Regions from separate parts of the Mus musculus genome. Here regions 2 and 3 are each linked to region 1. The links are chromatin loops, found by intact Hi-C in ENCODE. Cell type or tissue: heart. All regions are shown on one strand.

Region 1 (8,000 bases):
TAGCTAAGCTGGCAAGTTGACAGCTGAAGCTAACAAGACTAGTGTTTTACGGTGTGCCATCATCTTCTATGTGACTAACAAAGTTAGTTGCTTATATTTTAAACTTTTAAAAAGCCTATCCGTCCAATAAAAGAATTACTTTACATTCTACAGTTCTTTTGCCTTTGAGGCAGGGTCTCACTTTATAGCCCTGGCTGGCCTGAAACTGTCTCTGTAGACCAAGCTGGCCTTGAACTCAGAGATGCCTCTGCCTCCTGAGTGTTGCTGGGATTAAATGTATATACTACCACACCTGAGCAACCTTAAATATAAAATTATGGATTTATGTTTGTATGATGTATGTCAGAGGACAACTTAGTGGAGTTCATTTTCACCTTCTACCTTTGGGGGATGTGGTTGCTTGAATATCTTTGGCCCCTAGGGAGTCGTACTGTTCCAAGGCTTGGCCTTGTTGGAGGGAGTGTGTCACGGTGGGGGTGTGCTGTGGAGGTCTCTTAGGCTCAGCCTGCACCCATTGCAGAGAGCCTCCTCCTAGCTGCCTGAGCATGTCAATCTCTCCTGGTTGCCTCCGAATCAGGATGCAGAACTCTCAGCTTCTTCTCCATCACCATATCTGCCTGGATGCTGGCATGCTTCCTGCTATGATGACAGTGGGCTAAACCTCTGAATCTGTAAGCCAGCCCCAATGAAATGTTTGCCTCTGTAAGAGTTGCCTTGGTCAGGGTGTCTTCACAGCAATGGAACCCTAACTAAGACAGGGATTCCAGGGGCTGAGCTCTGGTCACCAGGCTTGGGTATATCCAGTGCCTCTACCTTGCTGAGCCATCACACCAGCCCAACGTAGATCTGTTGATCCGTTCACCTCTGACTCCCCACACTCAGAGGATGAGAGTGGGTTTACAGAAATATGCCATCATGCCTGACCTAAGTGTGTATATTTAAAAGATAGACAGTGGGGCTGGCATGGTGCTACATACCTTTAATGCAAGCACTTGGGAAGCAGCAGGAAGATGTCTGTGAGTTCAAGGCCAGCCAGAGCTACAGAGTGAGCACAAAACAGAAGATAAACACTGGAAGAATGAAAGCTTCTGAAAGTGCTGCCTGTGCTCAGAGGAGAGGGAAAGATGTGGATGAAATCATACATGGCTGACTTGGTGATGTTCCGTTCAGTGAGGCAGCCTGTCTATCATGCAAGTGTTTATGTGTATGTATGGGCACATGCACACACACACACACGAACACATTATTTTAGGATAGTTTAACAGAGTATATAAAATCCTATTAATTTATAATGTATATATAACATTAGCCTGACTAATATTCATAATTATATCTAAGGAAAATACATCTGTTACCTCTAGCATAAAGAAATTGACATTGCTAAAGATGGTAGTATACATTTAATCCCAGCATTCAGGAGGCAGAGGCAGGTAAGTCTCTTGAATTTGAGGCCAGCCTAGTCTACATGGTGAATTCTAGGATAGCTAGAGATACATAGTTACATCCTGAGACTTTGTCTCAAAAATAATTTTAAAAAGGAGAGCCAGGCAGTGGTGGCACACGCCTTTAATTCCCAGCATTGGAGAGTCAGAGGCAGGCAGATTTCTGAGTTCGAGGCCAGTCTGGTCTACAAAGTGAGTTCCAGGACATCCAGGGTTATAAGGAAAAACCCAGTCTTAAAAAAAAAAAAAAAAAAAAAAAAAAGGAGGAGAGGAAGAAGAAGAAAAGAAAAGCATTTGTCTTAGAGTCATTGCTGTGAAGAAACACCATGACCAAGGCAACTCTTACAAAGGAGAACATGTAGTTGGGCTGGCTTACAGTTTTGGAGGTCTGTTACCAGCACGGCAGGAAGCACGGCAGTGTACAGATAGACATCGTGATCTATAGGCAGCAGGAGGAGACTCTTCCACACTGGGCAGAGCTTGAGGACTAGGAGACCTCAAAGCCCTTTTACACAGTAACACACTTCTTCCGACAAGGCTAGACCTTCTACTAGTGCCACTTCCCAAGGGCCAATCCTATTCAAACCACCATAGCAGTTTTCTGCTCTTTTGTGTTTTCTATCTCAGATAACTAAATAGTAGGCTTTTAAAAGTTACTTTCGGGGCTGGTGAGATGGCTCAGCAGGTAAGAGCACCCGACTGCTTTTCCAAAGGTCCTGAGTTCAAATCCCAGCAACCACATGGTGGTTCACAACCATCTGTAATGAGAGCTGACGCCCTCTTCTGGTGTGTCTGAAGACAGCTACAGTGTACTTACATATAATAAATAAATAAAATCTTTTAAAAAAAAGTTACTTTCTATAGAATCCCAACCAATAGATGGACAAGGATTAATAAGATTTGAAAGGTAGAGCTCACCCAGAGAACAGTAATAAAACCAGCGGTGTGAACAGTTGTGAACATAAAGTTTAAGCAAACAACCTGAGCCAACTGACCAAACTTATACCACGGGGACACAGCATCTGCAGGAAATAGTTCTGTCAAGAAAAGGAGTCTGAGCCTAATTCAGATGATGTCTGTCAATTTGGCAGATGTATAGGAAATAGACAAAGACCACACTCATCACTCAAAATATGGACTGTTCTACTGGACAAGCTCCCTGGTTTTCCAGGGCATTCCTGTACTGAAACAAAAGGAAAGGGGAGCCTGGACTAAGGAGGCTGAGGCAGGAGGATGAACATAATTCAAGCTTGAGATGACAGTGGGATGAGACCTCAACAGCAGAAAAGGGGCTGTAGAAAGTTAATGTGTACCAGCCTGGGCTTCATGGAGCCCTGTCTCAGAAGACACCCCCTCCCCCATTGATGTCTGTGGTAAGATTTGGGGAATTAATTTTTAAAGATAGGGTTTCATTTAGTTCAGGCCGAGTTTGAGTTTGTTTTGAACTCTGCTCTGGCCTAGAGTTTTAGATTCTCATTCCCCCACAATGATAGAGTTATAGGCATGGGATACCACACAGGGGTTCACGTGCCGTGGATATAACCTCGGGACTCGTGAATGCTACCCAAGCCCTCTACCAGCTCAGCTGTATCCCCAGCCCTGAACTCTTTTTTTTTGTATTCATTTAAAAAATTCTGAAATAAAAACAATCATGCGCAAACCAAGCCCTTGGTTGGACAAGTGGGAATTTGGATGGGGCAAACCTGCCCCCTGGTGGTAGGTTCTGTGAGTGCAGCTGTCAGGTGTTGTGTGTCCTGGCTGAGCCGCTTCCCACCTCCCAAGCCACAGCTGCAGCAGGTCTGAACTCTTGCCAGTAGTCATGTCTCTGGGTTGGAGTGACATCCTTTAGTTCACAGGAGCCTCCTGAAGCAGACAGTCTCAGCAGACCATTTTTCGTTTAAACCAAAACAAACAAACACAAGCAGGACACTCAGTGACTTGTGTACTTCTCTCACACTCGAACTAGGTAGAGTCAAGTGTCCACAAGCTCCTTTTGCAGATCTGTCCTTATTCTCAAGTCTTTGTCTCCTAGGCTGAGCACCTGACCCTGGTCAATGATAATGGTTGTGTGTGTGGCTTCACTGGGAATAGCTGATACTAACACTGCTTGTTCTGAGCCAGACACACACATTGCATTGATAATCTTCATAGTTTCACCCGGTGAAGTATGTATTTCTACCCACTTTGTGGATGGAGAAACTGAGGTATATAGAGGTGAAAGACCTGCCCGTGGTCACACAAAATGGACTGATAAATCTGAGCTGTGGGTGGTGATACACACCCATGATCCCAGCAGTTTCGAAGTGGAGGCAAGAGGATCAGAGATCCAAGACACTCCTCTGCTGCGTGAGGAGTTCCAAGTCAGCTCAGGCTCTAGGCTGTAAGCGAGTCTGTTCCCACGTAAAAGAAAACAAACAAGCAAAGTGGCAGAGCTGGAGGGTCGTCAAAAGCAGAGGGTCTCAAAGGCTGGCCGTGCTAATGATGCCCCTTGAAAGGGAATGTTAGAGACACCAGCTCCACACAGGGAAGCGCCTCAAATTAGGACAGCAAGGAACAGAGGCCAGAGCCCACCAGGGAGGTGTGCCTAAGCCTGAAAGAAACCTGGCCTGCTCCAGGCAGAGCCGTGCTGTCCCTGGGTGGGGACAGCTGCCCCTGTCATCTGATTCTCCATTCTAGAAGTCGGTCAGGGGCTGGCTCCATCCTTACCCCCTGGGGCTGGTTGTCAGGAGGCCCAGGCCAATGTGCCAGTCTACGGTGTGTCTGTCCATTGAAAGGATGCTTCTTGGAAGTCCATGTCCGCTGGCCCCGCCCCATCCCAGTCTCTGGGTTTCCTGAAGTTCAAGGAATTGGACCAGCAAGTCACTGCTCAGCTAGGCTCCCTCTGGGGCAAGGCTCGATTTCGTTCGTTTAAACCAACCAAAGGGTTGGTGAATCAAGGCTCAACCCTGGTGAAGCTGAGCACATCGCACCGATGGGGCCGGAAATGCTGACGGATAAGATCAGCTCTACCACATATGACTCCGGCAAGTGAACGCACCTCTGAAGAGTCTCAGGGGCAGCCATGGGAACGCGCTTGGCAAAGCAGGTGGTGTATTTGTCTCTTCAGTAGTAGGTACTCAAACCCGGGTCACCATGGTGACTTATTATCTCTCCACAGAGTGGAGAGGGAGGATAGCTTGTCTGGAGTCATTGCCTGACCGGGCAGCCAGGAGATGCCATTCTTATCGGTACAACTTCAGAGCTGGGCTATTAATACTCATGGTGCCCCACAGGCTGAGAGCTAGCATTCTAGCCTCGAGGTGCAGAGGTGGGAGGGTGGGGCTTCGGAACAGTTGGCCTGGGTGAGAGCGATCCTGCCCAATCTCAGCGGGCAGCACTTGGGCCCTTCTGCCAGACACCCTCCACCTGCAGACTAGGGTCTAGGCAAGTGTGAAATTCCTGAATGAAGTCAAGCCTGGGGCAGGCATCTTCCTAGTCCCTTGGGAGCATCGCACTGTCCTTCCAGGGATCCAGCTGCCCAATAAAGCAAGGCCCTGATGGGTGCCAGGAGCAAGCCCACGCCTGGAACTGTGGGCTGTCAGAGTGCGAAGGCATGCAGACAACTCCAGCCTGCTTCCCCGGTTCACAAGGTACCCTCTAGGCTTGCCCCGCGACTGGGAAAGGCTCCTTCAGCTTTAGACTCGGCAGACCTGTGAGCACTAGGGATTCGAACCCTTCTATGTACTGTAAATCTTTGTTAGCCCACCATGCTGGCACACACCTGTAATTGCAACACTCAGACACGGAGGCAGAATCCCAAGCCAGACTGCAGTACATATTGAGACGTTGACTCACAAAAAAACCTGTATACAGGGGCTAGGATGTAGCTCAGTCAGTGGAGGGCTTGCCTCCAACACAGAAAGTTCTAGGTTCCACCCCGAGAATTGCATAAAATGTGTGTGGTGTTTATTCCACACCTGTAATCTCCACGCTTCTGAGGTAGAGGCAAGAGGATCAGCTGTTCATATATAAGGCTAGCCTGGGCTGCATGAGTCTTGACTTTGGCTGTTGAAAGCATGAATGAGGGGGGTGGGGGGGAGGGTATGGGGGACTTTTGGGATAGCATTGGAAATGTAAATGAGGAAAATACCTAATTTAAAAAAAAAAAAAGAAAGCATGAATGAGACAATCAGCACAAAGCACGGGAATTAGTATGTCTCCTGAGCCGAGGCTAGCCACACTTAAGCGGTGGCAAGTCCCAAGGAACAAAGAGCTTACAAGAATTCCCTCTTCCACCATTGATATTAGTTATACCGGACAATGCTTCTTTGTTTCCTTATATTGACCTTAAAAGTCAATAACTGGTGATGAGCTGGCTCAGTGGGTAAAGGCGCCTGCACCAGGACTGACAATCTGGGTTTGATCCTTGGGACCCACGTGGTGAAAAGAGAGAAGCAACTCCCTCAAATGCTCCACAGACCTTCAAACCCCTGCTATGGCAAGCACGGATCAATAAGCGCGCGCACACACAACAAATAGGATAAAGTAAGAATCTATACATAAAATAACAGAGAAGCATAAAGAAATCAAAGTCAGTACATTGTGATAACGTTTTTTGATTAATAGCAATTATTTATTCATTTGTATTATGCTGTAACACTTAGTGAGACCTTGCATTAAAACTAAACAGAAAATCCCGCGAGTACATTATCTCATTTAAATGTCACCCTATAGTTTACATGGGTTTCATGTCACAGCCGAGGAAACCGGACCCTGGAGAACTAAGGCAGCCATTGTCTGGAGGCTCCTCCCAGAGCAGTTCACGGCTGCTCCTCTGGCTCCTCTTGGCCTCAGCCGGCAGAGGAGGGAGCCATGTCTTCACATGATGGGCAGTCCATGCAGGCTGGAGCCTGGACACTGCTGGCTCTGGCAGCTGGAGCATCTACCTGTATGGGGCCCCTCCGCATGCTCCCCACGTAGTCCTCTGGTTCAGGAGTCTGAGCTGCTTCCAGACTTTTCCTTTGTATCCCTTAGTCTTAGGTACAAATGTTCTGTTTTGGTTTTGAGGTAGGGCTCATGTAGACCAGGCTGGCCTCTACCTTGTTATGTAGTCAAGGATAACCCTTAACTCCTGATCGCTGCCTTCACCGCCCAAGGTGATGTGCTCCCCCATGTCTCTGGTTTTATAAGTAAAGCTTTATGGACAAAGTCCAGGGTGTCTCACTGTACCTGTTCCACTACACACACCAAGTAACTAACACTGCACTGAGACAATCACTCTTCCCATTAGACAAAGGCAGTTCCAGAGGCTGGGAAGTCCAATGTCTTGTACCTAGTGAGGCCCCCCTGCTGTGTCATCCTCTGGTGGAGTCCATAGAAGGAGTGTGTGTGTGGCAGTTTACTGGTTTGTTTATTTCATTTTGTTTTGTTTTTAAACTAGTGGGGACTAAAGCAGGGCTTTATACATGCCTAGCTGTATACTCACTAAGGAGAATATCCTTAGACAAGCCTGTATATTTTACCTTAAAATACAATTATGTGTGGGGGCTGGAAGAGCACTGACTGATCTTCCGAAGGTCCCAAGTTCAAATCCCAGCAACCACATGGTGGCTCACAACCATCCGTAATGAGATCTGATGCCTTCTTCTGGGGTGTCTGAAGGCAGCTACAGTACTTACATATAATAGATAAATAAATCTTTTTTTTTTAATGTGTGTATGTGTATGTACATGTAGAAGCCCATAGAGGCCAGCAGAGGGCGTCAGCTCCTGGAGCTGTAGTTACAGGAGTTTTTGTTTTTAAGTCATCTAGTGTGAAGGCTGGGAACCGGACTCTGGTCCTCTCTGGAAGATTAAAATGGATCAAAAATGGATCTTAATCTCCAACCCATCTCTCCAGCCTCCTGTCTTTTTATTTATTTATTTATTTATTTATTTATTTATTTATTTATTTATTTATTTATTTATTTCAAGACAGGGTCTCTCTATTATATAGGATTATAGCTCTGGCTGCCTTGCAACTTATTATGTAGAACAGACTGGCCTTGAACTCACAGCGATCCACCTGCCTCTGAGTTTTGGGATGTGCCTCTACACCTGACTTAACTTTTTTTTTTTCCATTAGTTTTAGATGTGTATTGTATATAGCTGTGTGCATACACCACATGAGTGTAATGCCCACGGAGTCCAGTAGAGGGCATAAGATTCAGACTCAGCAGTTGTAAGTGGCTGCTTTTTCAGAGAGCCATGGTTCCATTCCCAGCTCCCCACCATGGCGCACAACCATCTGTAACTCCAGCTTTCATAATGATCAGCAAACCATTCACTTGTTTTACTCGCAGCCATCTGTAAGGAAACAACTTCCTTAAAGTCCCCACCACCTCTGTCTCTTACATAGAGACCCTGGGAGAAATGTGATAGGTACCTCTCATATATATATGAAACATCAATGTCTCTTATTTTATGTGTGTGTGTGTATACATACATATATATATGTATATAATTTATATGAGTCATCGGATCCCATTACAGATGGCTGTGAGCCACCATGTGGTTGCAGGGAACTGAACTAAGGATCACT
Region 2 (8,000 bases), 200 kb before region 1:
TCCCGGGAAGAGACTGACAGAAGCCGCATGCACACTGCGATGATGCTGTGGGGACCAGGAGAGTGACTGAGCACTGCTGAGTCAGAACAGCTGACATCTGCTGAGCGGCCCTTTTCAAAGTTTGTGAGTCCCCGAGCCACTCTGACTTGTTCCGGGCCACACAGCTAGAAACAGAGCAGAAGTTCTCCCGGGCTGCCTGGTTATCCAGCTTGTACCCCATACCAGCACATACCCTGGGCACTAGGGATCATTAGACCTGGGTCTGGAGCCCAGGTGTTGGGCTTCAAGTCATTGGTCTTGCCTTCTTCAGCCTCAGTGCCTTCTCTGCTAAATGGAGACCATGATAGTATCTATCTCAGAAAGGGATTGGACAAATTGTTCTCCCTAGGATCTGGCCTGCAACAAGCCATGGATAAAGAAGAGCAGTTATTAATCTCTGTGATGATTAGTTACCATCCCTGAGAAATGAACAAGAGATGATACAGAATGAGCCCCAAGTTTCCAGCCTACCCATTAGTTCTCAGGAGTTCCGACTCTCTGATAGAGACCTGTAATCCCAGGACTCTGGAAGCTAAGGCCTGCGCTATGTAGCGAGGGGATGGTTGAGTTTGAGGTGGTGCCAGTCTGTCAACACATTGAGACTGAAAATCTGGGGACACAGATAACAGTCAGTGTCCTCAGAAGGGAAGAGGCCCTCAGATCCAAGACACGGATCTTGGGGTCACAGGGCAGAGTCTGGACTTGGGTTATTTCGCGGCCTCATCCGTCTCTCCTTCTTTAACCCCAGCACTTTTCAGAGCCTTCCCTGTCCCTCTTTGGCCTCGAGTGTTTCGAGGGAAAGGAGATCGAGCTGACTGGGGAGGTGCGAAGCCTGCAAGCCGAGGGCTTCAACAACCACGTGCTGTCTGTGCGCGTCAAAGGCGGCGTGTGAGTGTGTGCTCCAAACTGTGTTGGGTGATTGGTGGGATGGGGACCCCACCCCAGGCCATGAAGGAGGGAGTAGTAGGCCTGAAGGCCTCTGGCTCGGGTGGGGGGGTGCGGGGAGGGGAGGGGTGGTGGAGGTGGGGCTCAGTTGTATGCTGAGTTCTAAAAACCCCAAATGGACTTGCTAGCCTCTTCCTCCCGCTGAGGGCCCTCACCCAGTGTGAGAGAAGAGGGGGCAGAGGTTGTTCTAACATGTGTACTTTGTCCTCTTGTCCTCCACCTGTCTCTGTCTGTGTCTGTCTGTCTGTGTTCCTCTGTGTTGCTGGCACCTGCTGGGCACAGCTGGGTAGTGTGTGAGCACAGCGACTTCCGGGGCCGCCAGTGGCTAGTGGGCAGCTGTGAGATCACCAACTGGCTGACCTACAGCGGTACCCAGAGGGTGGGCTCCCTCTACCCTATCAAACAGGTAGGTAGCAGCCAGCTTGAGCGCCTCGGTGGGTGTGCCTGTCCACACATACGCCTGCCTGTGTTTCCCAAGTTTGCTGTTGGTGTCAGGTCACATGGTGACCGGTGACCTCATTCTCTTCTTGCCTTGCCACCTCAGTCCTTTTTCTCTCAATCAACTTGAAAACAAAGCAGCTTTACCTGTCCTAAAGGACAATACAATAAATATAATAAGCTTATTCACCCAAAACTGCAAATCATCTCATGGACGGAGTTTGCATGCAAGAGTGCATTGTCTATATCTGCTTGTCTATACGTTGGCTTCAGTTCTGCACACATATATTTCTTTTTTTTTTTCTTTTTGGTTTTTTGAGACAGGGTTTCTCTCTGTAGCCCTGGCTGTCCTGGAACTCACTCTGTAGACCAGGCTGGCCTCGAACTCAGAAATCTGCCTGCCTCTGCCTCCCAAGTGCTAGGATTAAAGGCATGTGCCACCACGCCCGGCCACACATATATTTCTAAGCTATGGCTGTGGCCTGTGTGTGTGTGTGCATGCATGTAAGGAGTATGTATACACACACACATGTGCCCTTCTAAGAGTCTGTCTGTACGTAAGCTATTTGGGGTCTGGAGGACATGGGTGTCTGTGTGCCTGTCCATGCCTGTGCCCCAGAGAGTTCTGAGCTGTGTATGAGGGCATGTGTTTAGTCTCATTGTTCACAGACTCTCATGGCAACATTGTCGGAAGAAATCCTGGCAAATACCTTAAACTCTCATATGGGGAGATAAAGACCCAGGGGAGTGGACAAGGAGTTTCTCCGCAAAGTTGGGCAAGCACTGTTTGTCTATGGATCTTGGTGTGTGTGTGTGTGTGTGTGTGTGTGTGTGTGTGTGTGTGTGTGTGTCCGGTAGTATAACCCTGGCTAGCCTGGAACTCTCTGTGTAGACCAGGCTGGCCTCAAGCATCCATCTCCCTCTGCCTCCTGAGTTCTGGGATTCGACGTGTGGGCCATCTTGCCCAGGTGTTTCCTCATCTATAAAATGGGGATAACATTTGTGGTCCTGCATTTGTTGAAGACTGAAAATTGATAATGACTGCAGAACCATTGGGCAGTGCTCTAGTGGGAAACATGGCTCAGATCGAACTTAGGGCTAACATCATCCTTTCTGCTACTGTCACCACAAACAAAGACCCTGCTAATCCAGAGCCACTTCTGATCTCTGGACACCTTTAGCTTTAGCATGTATGTATGCATGCATTTTCTTTCTGTGTGTGTGTGTGCGCGTGTGTCTCTGTGTATATGTGTGTGTGTGTGCATGCGTGAGTGTGTGTACATCTGTAGTTTTATAATCAGCTGTACCTGTAGTAAGCATAAGTCGCTGGCACAGAACGGGCTGGGAGGAGCTGTGTGTCAGTTGTGATGTGAATGTGATGGCTGCATAGACCTGTGGAATCGTTTGTGCCTTCTATAAACTGCCACCTTGTGGACTGAGGGTATACCTGCCAGGGTCCCTTAACACAGGTGCAGGTATCTATAGTTACTGAGCTATGCATATAGTATGGGTGTATAAAAAAGATGTGACTTTGTCAGTGGGGACATTTGGAGGCAGGGGAGATTTAGGAGTGTGGGTCCCTCGAGGGTCCCTAGTTGAGGGTGGTAGGGCATCCCTGACAGCAACGTCTCAGCCTCTTCTCACCATCAGCGCCGAGCCTATTTTCGCCTGTGGAATGCGGCACTAGGGGGATTCCTGTCAGTGCCTGATCACGTGGAGGACATGAAAGCAGGCCGCGTGGTGGTCTCCGAGCCCCAAGCTGGGGGCAGCTGCATCTGGTACTATGAAGATGGCCTGCTGAAGAACCAGGTACGGTTCCAGAGCTTGTTTTGCTGAGACCAGGTTTGCCAACCTGCCTTGGGAAGTCCCAGCCCAGTTAGATGCAAGATGCATGCAACCCGGAAGTAGAGATGCGAGCTCATTCATCTTTCTTATGTTATATCTTCAAAGAACTAGTGTTTGGGGCTGGGCAAGTGCCACAGTAGTTAAAAGCACTTGTTGCAAGCCGGGCAGTGGTGGCACTTGCCTTTAATCCCAGCACTTGGGAGGTAGAGGCGGGCGGATTTCTGAGTTTGAGGCCAGCCTGGTCTACAGAGTGAGTTCCAGGACAGCCAGGGCTACACAGAAAAATCCTGTCTCGAAAAACAAAACAAAACAAAAACAACAACAACAAAAGCACTTGTTGCTTTTGCAGAGGACCTAAGTTCAGTTCCCAGCATAAAAATGATGACATAGGCCATCCCTAATTCTAGTTGCAGAGTATTTGATGCCCTCTTCTAACCTCGGTGGGCACCAGGCATGTGTTTATTGCACAGACATGCATGCGGTCAAAACACTCATAAAATAAATCTAAAAATGAATGAAGAGACTTACCTAGGGCTAGATTCAAAAGTAGTGAATGAGCTGGACAGGGTGGCCCACGTATTCAGGAGGCAGAAAGAGTTGAATATCTATGAGCTCAAGGCTAGCCTGGTCTACATAGCAAGTTCTGGGCAAGCCAAAGCTACATAGATACTGCGTCCCAGACAAAAGAAACCACAACAACAAAAATCCAGCGAGCGAAGGATGGCTTGAGCATGGGAGATTTCCTAGGCCAAATCTCACGATCTTCTGGGGCCTCAGATGGCCCCCACCATGAGCCTACAGGTGATTGGACCTCCTAGCCCAGGCTCCAAAGTAGTACTATGGGCCGAGAGCCGCCTACCACGCCAAACCTGGAGCATCAATGAATTGGGTCACATCTGCAGCCAAATGTTTGAAGGCCAGATCCTGGATGTGAAGGGTAATGTAGGGGTGGGGTAAGGGTGCATAAGAGGGGAGTAAAAACTGGGCTGCATCCAGCACTCTCTGACCACCTCTGAATTTTCCCCCTCCTCTCCCCCCCCCCGCAGGCGGACGAGGGTATGACCGTGACCATGTGGTGCTGTGGGAACCAACCAAGGACAGACTTTCCCAGATCTGGACTGTCCATGTACTTTGAACCAACCAACGCCATCACCAGTTTCCTTCAGGAGGCTTTTGCTGGGATGAAGTGTTTTATACAGATTTTGCTGTGAAATAAGCTATTTTCTACTATGCTGCTGGTGGTCTCGTCTCTGCACCTTGATGTTGGGATGGAGAGAGTCCAGTTGACCCTCAGCCTCCTCTTCTGGTTGGTTTCACTTCCTGTGCAGCTTCCCCTGACCACCAGGGGGAGCTGCATACCCCACACTGGTGTGTCATCCGTTCTGCCTCTCTGACTGTAGGGACTAGCCAGCCAAGCCTATGTGATTCCCACCCCAGTGCAGGACTCAGATGGGTGTTCAGGGGACAGAAGTGGATGGCTGTCCCACTTGGAAGAGGTACTGTAGGAGTTGGCCAGGCCAGAAAGAAATAACAGCAGAAACTATTCCAGGGATAGAGATGTATCCAAGGGTGAACTTTCAAGGTTCGGTCTGTGAGTCCACAGTGGGCAGGGCAAGAAAGACAGGAGGGTCTACATTTCTGCTTCTTCTAAATCTGGTCACAAAGCCTGAAGGTTTAGCCTTGGGCAGAAAAGCCAGGAGAAGGGGCTGGGTCCCTAGCTGTGTGACAGGTCAGGATATCAGAGACCTCGGGCTGCAGTTATGTTGCCATCCTCTGTTGACATGGGATCCTGGGAAGACACAGAGGCAAGGACCCTTGGGAATCAGTCTGAGCTTCCTTGTCTCCTCCAAAGACCACCCCCAAGCCCAGGAGGGCAGGGTGGTTAGAGGGGCTGCTGGTCCTTCCTGCCTTCCCTGGCTGAGGGTGTGGGTAGCAAGCCTTGCCTCCTCATCCTCTTGCCCAGTGATAGAAGGCATGTGGTCAGAGACTTGGGAGCCATCCTTCCGCAAACCTTCCCAGACACGGGCTGCTTCTGGGTCTGTAGTACTCCCGTTGGGAGTTTTGAGAGAAACAGCCAAACAATATGTGATTTCCCAGAATCTATCAGTATGAAGACATCAAGGGCATGGGCTGGGCACCTGCCTGAACCTGGGGTGTGTGGGGCTTGAGAGTCAAGGGCAGTACTGGGTTCACTCCTAATACTGCCGCACACATGACTCCTGAGGCCAGTGATGTGCAGTGATCGATCACACGTGGGACCCCATCTAAGCATAAGTATAACTTTATTGTGCCCTAGCTGGGTGTCACGGCCCCGCTCCCATTCCGGCCATTGGCTGTCAACTTTAGCCTCCTTGGATATCTGCTATCAACCCTTCCCGTGGGTTGGGATGTCTCTCGCTACTGATGGTGGCAGCAGTGGGTGGAGCACGGGGCTTCAGAAGCTGCGCCTTCACCTCAGCTGAGGTAGAAGAGGCACATTAAGGTATTGGCAAAGAAGAGGAAACTGCAGGCACCCGCATCGATGATGGATGAGGCCCCACTCTTTAAGGGGGTTTTTTTGGTGGAGGTGCTGTTTTTGTTAGTACCAGAAGCGGCCGTAGTGGCTTGTCCCAAGGATCCTGTTTGTATCTGCAAGAGAAGCGCTGCTCAGTAGGATTTGAACCTTCTGTTGAGGGCTCCTGCCCCTTTGTTCCCTTTCTTCAACTCTAGGCTTCCATAAAACTGCCATCAGCCCTGTTGAGATGTTTGGCTTCCCACCTCATCACAGGCAAGGGAAAGGCAGCCCCCATGTTTGTCATTCTTCCACCTCGAAACTTCCCACCACTTTTCAGGCTGCCAGATCCTCCAGCAAAGAGGGAAACAGAAACCCAAATGTGGGCTTCCCCTCCCAGAGCCTCGGTTTCCTCATCTCCTGGTGATCAGAGTCCACCATGGTCCAGAGTATCACACGTGACGGGCCTGAGTAAGGCCCCTGGCAGAGGGTGGGGTGGGGATGGCAGGTGACAAGCTGTCCTTGATGCTTGATCGGGCAGTAACTGAAGTTGCCCTTGATGGTCATCAAACTAGTTTTGGTGGCCATCAAACTGCCTTGATGCATGGTCTAGATGTTCTTGATCAAGAACTTGATGGCTCCATTCCCTGTGCTAATCAGGCCTCTCTGCGTACATAGTGCCACAAAGGATGCCTCCCAGGGTGGCAGTTGATCTGCAGAGTATATGGGAGACTTCTGTCTCTGTATTCCTGCACACCCACAATTCACTATGGCAGGGGCAGGGGACCCTCGGTCACCTATGGCAGTCTATTAGACCTCTCTCCAGCCCTCTCAAAAGGGCCACTTCTGCGGCTCTCCTCATCAGGGCTTCCTCTCCTGATCCAGAATTACCCAGAACCCTCTGAGTAGCTTCACACATCAGACACCTTCTGAGATTTCCCTCTCTGAGGCCAGTCTGATAGCGCCTGTGAGGAGTAGAAACCCAGCCATATAGGCCCTCCTAGATCCCTGGTTTCCAGTTGGCGACCATCTATCTCTGTCCCTGTGGTAGAAGGCAAGGGTCCCCACCACCACCACCGAGAACCTGCATTCCTTCCCCAGAACCTGGACCAAACCATTAAGCTAAGACCTGGTGGTAGCTGCAGTGACTCTAGGAGGAGCTGTCCTTACCTGAATCACAACCAGAAGAATGATAGTGAGGAAGAGGAGGAAGCTCTTCATCCTGAAATCTTCCTGGGCTCTGTAGCAGCTTTGAGAGATGAGTTCAGGACAGTCTGCAGGCCACTTTGAACCTGGCTGCTTTTTCTGCAGAAGAGAAAGGGAGGAGGCGGGAGGAAGGAGGGCCTAGGGGCGGGGAAAGGAGCTTCCTTCTTTCAAACCTGGGGGTGGATGAAACTAGCCTTGAGGTTCCTGTAGATGAGTTGTCAGTTCTCAAAAGAAGCACAGGCAGGGCATACAGAGCAACATGGAGACACGGGGCAGGATGGATGGATGGTTTCCAGGCTTGGAGCCCTGTGTCCTGGGAAGGAATCTTGTTTTCATGATTTGACAACTCAGACCTCAGGCCTGAGGCTGAATTTACAAGTCTTTAACATCCCCCTCAAAAAAAAAAAAAAAAAAAAGTATGCTGCAGTGATAAGCCTTATTTTTTTATCTTTGTATTTTGAGACATGGTCTATGTCACTCTGGATGGGTTTACATTCAAGCTGCTCCTGCCTCAACCTCTGAATTCTGGAATTGCAGCCCTACATCACACTGCTGACTAATCACTTACTTTAAAAAGAGCCAACAAGGGGCAGGAGAGGTGGCTCAGAGATTAAGAGCCCTGGTTGCTCTTCCAGAGGACCCAGGTTCAATTCCCAGCACCCACATGGCAGCTCACAACTGTAACTCCAGTTCCAGGGAGTCCAACACTCTCACACAGACACCCATGCAGGCAAAATATCAATGCATATACAATTAAAAAAATCATTAAAATAAAAAGCATGCCAGCTCTTAGGAGACAGAAGCAGGTGGGTCTCTATGAGTCTGAGGCTAGCCTGGGCTACATAGTGAGTTCCAAGTTCCAAGATTGAACTACATAGTTAAGATTCTGGCTCAGGCTAGGTGTGGTGGCGCACGCCTTTAATCCCAGCAATTGTGAGGCAGAGGCAGGCAGATTTCTGAGTTCGAGGCCAACCTGGTCTACAGAGTCAGTTCCAGGACAGTCAGGGCTACACAGAGAACCCTGTCTCAAAAATAA
Region 3 (8,000 bases), 260 kb before region 1:
TCATGAAGTCCAGGCTGGCTTTAGTTTTCGATGTAGCCAAAGATGGCCTTGGACTTCTGATTGTCTTGCCTCAGCCTTCCAACAGACACACACCATGCTCAGCTTCACTATTCCTTTATTGTTGTTTCTCTCTCTCCCTCCCCCTCCATCTTTGCCCCAACTCCCCACCCCTGCCACCTCTCTCCTTTCCTCTTTGCCTGGCTAACCTGTAACTCAGAATATTGGACAGGCTGCCCTTAAACTCAGATAGGCACCTGCCTCTGCCTCCCAAGTGCTGGGATTAAATGTAAGTACCAGTACTTCCAGCCTTTTTGTAAGAAACTAGATTTATGTATTATATTCTAGGTATGTGAGTGTTTTACGTTTGTGAGTGTATGTGTATGCCTCGTACCCATGCAGGTCAGTTCTAGGTCTCCTGGGAACTGGAGGCTGATTGTGAGCTACCAGGTGGGTGCTGGGAACTGAACCCAGATCTGACCCTCTGTAAGAGCAACAAATGCTCCTGGTACCGGCTCTCCAGCCCGTCTCTTTTATTTACGTTTGAGACAGAGTCTCACTCTGTAGCCCAGATTGTCCTTGACACTGGGGCACTCACTCCTCCTGATTCAGAATTCTTTCTAAAAAATTCATTTTATTAGCTCGTCATTATTTTTCTTTTCTTTTTTCTTCTTCCCTCCTTCCTTTCTTTTCTTTCTTTTTTTTTCTTTTTTTTTTTTTTTTTTTTTTTTTGGTTTTTCGAGACAGGGTTTCTCTGTACAGCCCTGGCTGTCCTGGAACTCACTCTGTAGACCAGGCTGGTCTCAAACTCAGAAATCCACCTGCCTCTGCCTCCCGAGTGCTGGGATTAAAGGCGTGCACCACCACACCCGGGTATTTTCTTTTTTTTTTTTTTTTTTTTAAGGAGTTATTTATTTTATGTGCCCTGGTGTTTTGCCTGCATATATGTTTGAAGGTGCCCGATCCTCTAGAATTGGAGCTACAGACAGTTGTAAGCTGCCATGTGGGTGCTGGGAATTGAACTCAGCCCCTCTGGAAGAGCAGCCAGTGCTCTTAACCACTGAACCATCTCTGCAGCCCTCTTATCATCATCATTAGCGTACGTGGGACATAAGGACATGCATGTGAAGTCAGAGGACAACCTTGTGATGCCACCTCTGCAGACTGAACTTGGGTTGGGAGGCTCTGCGCAGTGTAGCACCTTTGCCAGCTGAGTCTTCTCTCTTTAATTCTGCTTCCTCCTCGCAAGTGTGGGGACGACAGGCATGAGCCACCACACCTGCCCACCATTCATATTTTAGGCTCCGACAAAGCTGTTACTTCATCTGTTCAGGGACCGCTTTATCTCACCCCTCACCTTTGCCCAGGGTTCTTTCAGTTCTGTGCGCTTCTAGGACAGGATACTTGCCTGACTCCATTCTAGTTGCCTACTTTTCTTTCCCAGTGACTATTAGAATATACTCAAGAAGGTAGGGTCTGTGTTTGTATTGCATATGAAGATCCAGCCCAAGACTTGCTGTAATTCCTTGTTATCTATTTGCCGAGTGGAGAAATGTATGGTTCGTCTAAGTTCCCACAGTTAGTGATGGCCACAATTAGGATCTACATTTTTACTTTCAAGAATTCCCTTTGCCGTCTCCTAACCTAACCTACTTTATTACCTCACCCCTCTCAGCCTTCCTTAGAATCAGATGTGTGCTGAAGGGGATGGCTCAGCGGGTAAAGGTGCTTGCTGCTAAGCTTAATGACCTGAGTTCGATCCCTAGGATCCACATGATGGAGTTGTCTAACTCTTTCACGTTGTTCTCTGATCTCCACATGTATTTTAGGAAGTGGGTATACACACACACACACACACACACACACACACACACACACACATACCACACACACACACAGAGCAAATAAATAAGTAAATGTAATGATGATAATAAAATCAGATCAGATCTTAGAGTTCTGGGGTTTAGTCCTTTCTTCTTATGGATGAGAGCACCAAGATCCTAAAGGTTTGGTGGCTCGGTGGCTCACTGAAAGCCGCAGAGCAGATTGTACTCAGACTCTGCAATCTCCCCTGAGTATGGGTTTGGAGCCTTCTCCATCATCAGTGCCTTTGCAAGTGTGAAGTACGTTCATTATCTCCCTGAATTCTAGGAAACCAGAAATCATGGATTTCCAGGGCTTTGTCCTGTGGGTGAGGTGGCTGTAAATTAATCCCTGGAAGCCCAGCTTTTTGCTCCCTAGACACCTCAAAGTCCAGATACCCAAAGTCTATTGTGAGACACGACATCAGTTTATCATGAGACACGCCATCAGGGCAGGATTGAGGAAGAAGTGTATAAGAACATGGAGAGTCCAGGACTCAGATGTGACAATCAGCCTGCGGCCCATCCCCAGTGTCCTGGGGTCCCTTCCACCTCCCACAGTGGCAACATGCTCCTGGCCCTGCAGCTGACCTATTGGGCCAGAGATCAATAAGCTGGACTTTGGCATCAGCCCCCTTTAGCTCACCAGCAACAACAAAGTGCTCAGAAGAACTAGCAGGACTCGGGGTGGTTAAGTGACCATCGCTTTTCCACAATTCTGTCTGATTGGGGGTATAGTGGGGTGGGGGTGGGGGTAGGGGTGAGACCCACATGGAGTGACACTGTGGCCTCTTCTACCATCCTTCCTGCTGGGGAAGCGAGGACCTCTATCTCCCCTTGACCCTGCTCTGGCTCCTCTTCAGAGCCCCTCCCCTCTAGATGCACTTGGAGTGCATAAACCAGGGTATTGGGATAAACTGACTCTTCAGGCAAAACCAGTATCTGGCAACTCCGAGTTCACCTTTGTCTAAATATCTCAGCACAGGAGACTCTTCATTCATTATCCTCCCTTCCCCCCAAACCAACGCACCTTTAGTCCCTATTCTGCCAGAAGGCTCTTATTTCAGGAAAAAAAAAAAAAACCCAAAAACAAACAAAAACACTCTACGCCCCCAACCAACTTCACATACTGCTGCCCCTTGTATCTCCCCCACCCCCCACCCCAGTGCCTCAGCCAATCACTCTGATTGATTGATTAGGGAGGAGGGAGAGAGAGGATCGATGGAAGAATCTGGTCCTATTCTAATTCAAAGCTAAAGGTCCAGAAGGGAGGGATACTAATTGTGGGTAGAATTGGACAGTGGTCGCTGGAGCTTGGGCCAAAGCAGTCTGCAGAGTGGGGGAGGGTGGGGATAAAAGCCAAACAATTGGAAGTCAGGACTAGATAGATACCGAGGTTGGGAGGAGAGTGATCCTAGAGTTGATCAAGGAGAACCGGCCTAAATCCTGAGGTGAGGGTTCCCAAGACGACGCCTCCCAGCTCAGTGACGCTGTTCTGGGCTGTTGGCATTCGATGTCCAGCAGGGGGCGCTCGCTCCCCACACGGCTCTTTTCCTTAGCCACCAGTTCTTTTGTTCATTCATTCCTTTGAAAAGGTCTGCGTGCCACTGTGTGCCAGGCACTGGGTACCAGATCCAGTGCGCGGACTGGAAAAATACGAGCGTGAAAAAGACACACAAAGTTCCAGACCTCGTGGCACAGGCAGGGTAGGATGACAGCGAATGGATAAGTATAGCTATTTAATGTTGGGGACAAGAAACCACACAAAACTCCTGAGAAATAGATTTTTAAACTGAGACTTAAGAGAGGCCTAACTCTTTTTTTTTTTTTTTTTTTTAAAGATTTATTTATTTATTATAAGTACACTGTAGCTGTCTTCAGACACTCCAGAAGAGGGCGCCAGATCTCATTACGGATGGTTGTGAGCCACCATGTGGTTGCTGGGATTTGAACTCTGGACCTTCGGAAGAGCAGTCGGGTGCTCTTACCCACTGAGCCATCTCACCAGCCCCGAGGCCTAACTCTTGACCAGGTAGAAAGTGATGAGGAGGAAGAAGAAGGAGAAGGAGAAGAAGGAAGAAGAAGAAGAAGAAGAAGGAAGAAGAAGAAGAAGAAGAAGAAGAAGAAGAAGAAGAAGAAGAAGAAGAAGAAGAAGAAGAAGAAGAAGAAGAAGAAGAAGAAGAAGAAGAAGAAGTGCTTATGTGGTGTGTGGTGGGAGGAGGTTTGGGACACCTATGTGGGGGTCGAAGGTGAGGCAAAGGAGAGTAGGGAGATGGGGGTGAGTGGGCAAAGCCTGGTAAGACCAATTCCGCTGAGGGCCAGAGCCCTTTCTGTTGCAGAATCCATCTAGCTGGAGCTCCAGGTCCCTCAACATTCCACCATCCAATTTTCTTGGCAGTTTCTCCCACTCCGCTGATCCCGGAGGCTTTTCTTGAGTAACCAAGCACCACAAATCTACTCCTCAGAAATGAACAGATCAGAGGTGTTCTCAACGCCGGCTTTTGCTCTCTCCTTCCTGGGAGGAAATGCCGGGATGACATTTTAATTACTACTGGAAATTTAACATGTAGATAGATAGCCAGGAGCTAACCAGTTGGAAAACGGCAGAGCAATGAGCCAACCTACAATATTATTAGTGTAATATTTGATGGTGCTCTCTCTCTCTCTCTCTCTCTCTATATATATATATATATATATATATATATATATATATTTTAATATTTGTGACTTTTTCAGCTTTTTGAAATTTAAGACTTGTACACATTCACTTGAGACACATGTCTATGATCTTGAATTCTTTTCCTTTTCTGTCTCAAAGGACTAACAGTTTATCAAGTGTTCTGCAAGAGGACAGCAGGCTGGGCAAGAACTAGAATACCACACCCCACACTCTGTGTGTGTGTGTGTGTGTGTGTGTGTGTGTGTGTGTGTATTGTGCCCATCTGTGTGTCTGTGAGAAAGCAGAGAAACACATGGGTGCCTCCCTCTGTCACATTTTGCCTTACTCCTGAGAGACAGAGTCTGTCTCTGAGCCCGAAGTTTGCTAGGCAGGATGATCAGGGAGGTGACAAGCGTACATGCCCAGCTCCTGTGTGGGTTCTGGGGATTAAACTCACTCCTCATGGGGCTTGGCAAGTGCTCTTCCACTGGGCTGTCTCCCAGATCCTCTCTCCTGTCTCATTGGAGTTGGCATGGTCTCACACACTGGGGTGGGCAGGGCCTCTCAGTGTAGCCCATACTAACCATGAACTTCTCCCATCTCTGCTAGGCAAGCACCTGGTCCATGAGCTACACCCCAGGAGAGGTTCCTCTCTCTCTCTCTCTCTCTCTCTCTCTCTCTCTGTGTGTGTGTGTGTGTGTGTGTGTGTGTATGTGCACAGTAACTCTGTAGGACTCAAGCTGCTGTCTATCGGTCCCAGTCAGCTTTAGCTGTCAACTTGACACAGCCTACAGTCACCTGAGAAGGGAGCCTCAGTTGAGGGACTGCCCAGATCAGATTGGCCAGTGGATATGCCTATAGGGAATTGTCTTGCTCAAGCTAACTGATGTAGAAGAGCCCAGAGCACTCCAGGTGGCAATGTTCTCTAAGCAGGTGACTCTGGACGTACAAGAAACCCAGCTAAATGTGAAGCTGCGAGCGAGCCAGCAGCACTCCTTGCCTGTCTGCTTCACGTTCCTGTCTTGGGTTTCTGTCCTGACTTCCCTCGGTGATGGCCCTATATGTATTTCTCACAACCTACTTCAACAAGGGTTCATCCTCCCCTCGAGCCCACCACCCACCAGAGAGAGTGGGAAAGAAAGGTGATTAGGACACAGGGGAAGTGGACATGGTTAGAAATCGTTCTTTGGGGCGATTCCAATCTGCGTTGTTCTCAGTGCAGCCCCACTAGCTGACACCACACACGAAGCAGCAGCAGCAGCAGCAGCAGCAGCAGTTTGATCCAGAAGAAACCCAGAGACGTGCCAATCATCCAACGTCCCTCAGAAGCAGCAAGAAGCTGCAGGAGTCTCACAAGAAGTTATTTGGTGAGTTTCTTTCTATGAAGTTACAACAATTGAAGCTCAACAATGGAAAATGAACCAATACATGCATGTCAACAGCAAAGACTTGTGAGTTGGAGCAAGGTGAGCCAAAGCTTGAGCTCCCACTGTCTGCGGGGTCATATTTATATTCTTTCTAATATCAGGTGTCCTTTCACATGCCTGCTTTAGCAAAACATCCTTTCATCTGTGTTTGCTTCAGCAAAATGTTCTTCCACCTGTCTGCCCCAGCAAAACAACATTAGAACCTGAGTCTTCAAAGAAACTAGACATTTCCCCTTTATGGCCCCTTCTGACCTCTGCAGGCACCAATCTCGAATGTGATACACACATATGCATGTTGGCATAACACTTATAGATGTAACGTAAGTTTAAAGTAAATATTTGTTTTTCTTCAAAGTATATGGGTGTTTTGCCCACACGTATGTCTCTGCACTATGTGCACAGGGTGCCCGAGGAGGCTGGAAGAGGATGTTGGATCTCCTGGAACTGGGATTACAGATGGTTGTGAGCCACTTATATTGGGGACTGGGAATTGATCTCATATCTTCTGTAAGAGCAACCAGGATTGGGTATCCTTCAATTGGATTTGTCTGATGTTTCTTCATAATCAGATTCAAATTACTTTTTCTTGGCAGGAATATCATCAAAGTGATGTGTGTTTCTTCATACACACCAAAAGGTACATGATGCCACTTTGCCGAATTTGGGGGGGGGTTGAATTTGGGTCACATGGTTGGGGTGGTGTTTGCCAGCTTTCTCCAGGACAAGCCACTATTACCTCTTTGTAATTAAGTATCTTATAGGGACAGTCATTGACATTATATAAATATCCAATTTTTACTAAACTTTCAACAAGTAGAGTGGTTTGGTTTGGTTTGGTTTGGTTTTTTAATACAGACCTGGCTGTCCTGGAACTCGATCTGTAGATCAAGCTAACCTTGAACTCACGGAGAACCACCTGTCTCTGCCTCCTGAGTGCTGGGATTAAAGGTGTGCGCCACCACTCTGACTGGTTTTTCTTTTGTTTTAGTGGTTTATTCCTGTGTGTGTGTGTGTGACTGTTTTAGTGGTTTACTCCTGTGTGTGTGACTGAGTGCCTGTGCTTCTGTACATACACAGAGGCAGGAAGACAGTGTTGGATTGCTCAGAGCGGGTGTCACAGGCAGTAATGGCACACCTACCTTGCTAGGTGTGTGGTGGGGTCTGAGTGAATGCTGTCTCTCTCCCGTAATTGTGTAGTCTCTTAACTGCTGGGCCATCTCTCTAGACCACTGTCTCAGTTATCTTTTGTACTGCTGGGATAAAGCACTGTGACCGAACACAATTTGGGAAGGGAAAGGTTTCTTAGGGTTATTGCTCTGAGCATACTCCATCACTGGGGAGGTCAGGACAGGAGATTGAGGCAGGAACCTGGAGGTAGAGGACATGGGGGAATGCTGCTTACTGATTTGCTCCTGTGGCTTGCTCAGCCTGCTTTTTTGGTTGGTTGGTTTGTTTTGTCTTGTTTTTTGTTTGACTCAGGACCACCTGCCCAGGGGTGGGGGTGGGGGTGGGGGTGAGGGGAGTGGCCTGTCCTCATATGTCAACTACCAAGCCAGAAAACTCTCCTAAGCCAGGTGCTGGCACTTCACACCTGTATTCTCAGCACTCGGATGTTTGTGAGTTCAAGGCCAGCCTGGGCTACAGAGTCAGTTCCAGAACAGCCAAGGCTACACAGACAGATACTGCCTCAAAAAAACAAAATAAAAATAAATAAATAAAATAAAAATAAATAAAAGAAAGAAAAAACCTGCTCCCCGACTTGCCTACAGCCAGTCTTTTAGAGGCATCTTCTCAATAGAAATTCCCTCTTTCCAGATGGCCTTAGCCTATGTCAATTTGACAAAAAAAAAAAACCAAAAAACAAAAACACCAACTCGATCTTTTATTATTAACCATGGCACGCGGGGAAGGAACCCAGGGCTTTCTACATACTGAGCACACACTGACCAACACCACTTCAATGACTTTAAAATGTTTACTTTCTTTCTTTCTTTTTTTTGTTTTGTTTTCTTGGTTTTTTTTTTTTTTTTGAGACAGAGTTTCTCTGTATAGCCC

What was found. A loop is a pair of places that touch in the nucleus more often than their neighbours do. Peaks named below come from ENCODE experiments on the same cell type or tissue, not always from the same donor. Only the 100,000 strongest peaks of a DNase experiment are listed, where the experiment ranks them.
Region 2: it touches region 1 in a loop (6-fold over the local background); 2 of 42 quality-filtered maps call a loop at or near these places.
Region 3: it touches region 1 in a loop (12-fold over the local background); 9 of 42 quality-filtered maps call a loop at or near these places.

The regions. Positions count from the first base shown.
Region 1 is chr4:134,289,109-134,297,108 of GRCm38, forward strand. No RefSeq gene overlaps it. Among named protein-coding and RNA genes, the nearest start is that of Pdik1l, 5.9 kb to the left of the region's middle. In heart, CTCF peaks have their summits at 3,155 (motif pointing left), 4,639 and 7,607 (motif pointing right); a DNase peak (open chromatin) is centred at 4,623; H3K4me3 peaks cover 1,277 bases; H3K27ac peaks cover 3,937 bases.
Region 2 is chr4:134,088,006-134,096,005 of GRCm38, forward strand. Crybg2 (crystallin beta-gamma domain containing 2) reads left to right here. Exons shown (of 20, transcript NM_001162970.1): 16 at 788-927; 17 at 1,267-1,390; 18 at 3,073-3,231; 19 at 4,045-4,204; 20 at 4,314-4,499. The coding sequence ends at 4,402. Cd52 (CD52 antigen) reads right to left here and starts at 7,068. Exons shown (of 2, transcript NM_013706.2): 1 at 6,929-7,068; 2 at 5,533-5,895. The coding sequence starts at 6,979. The coding sequence ends at 5,722. In heart, a CTCF peak has its summit at 4,607 (motif pointing right); DNase peaks (open chromatin) are centred at 4,626 and 7,196.
Region 3 is chr4:134,032,762-134,040,761 of GRCm38, forward strand. No RefSeq gene overlaps it. Among named protein-coding and RNA genes, the nearest start is that of Lin28a, 18 kb to the left of the region's middle. In heart, a CTCF peak has its summit at 3,380 (motif pointing right); no DNase peak of the experiment used is centred here.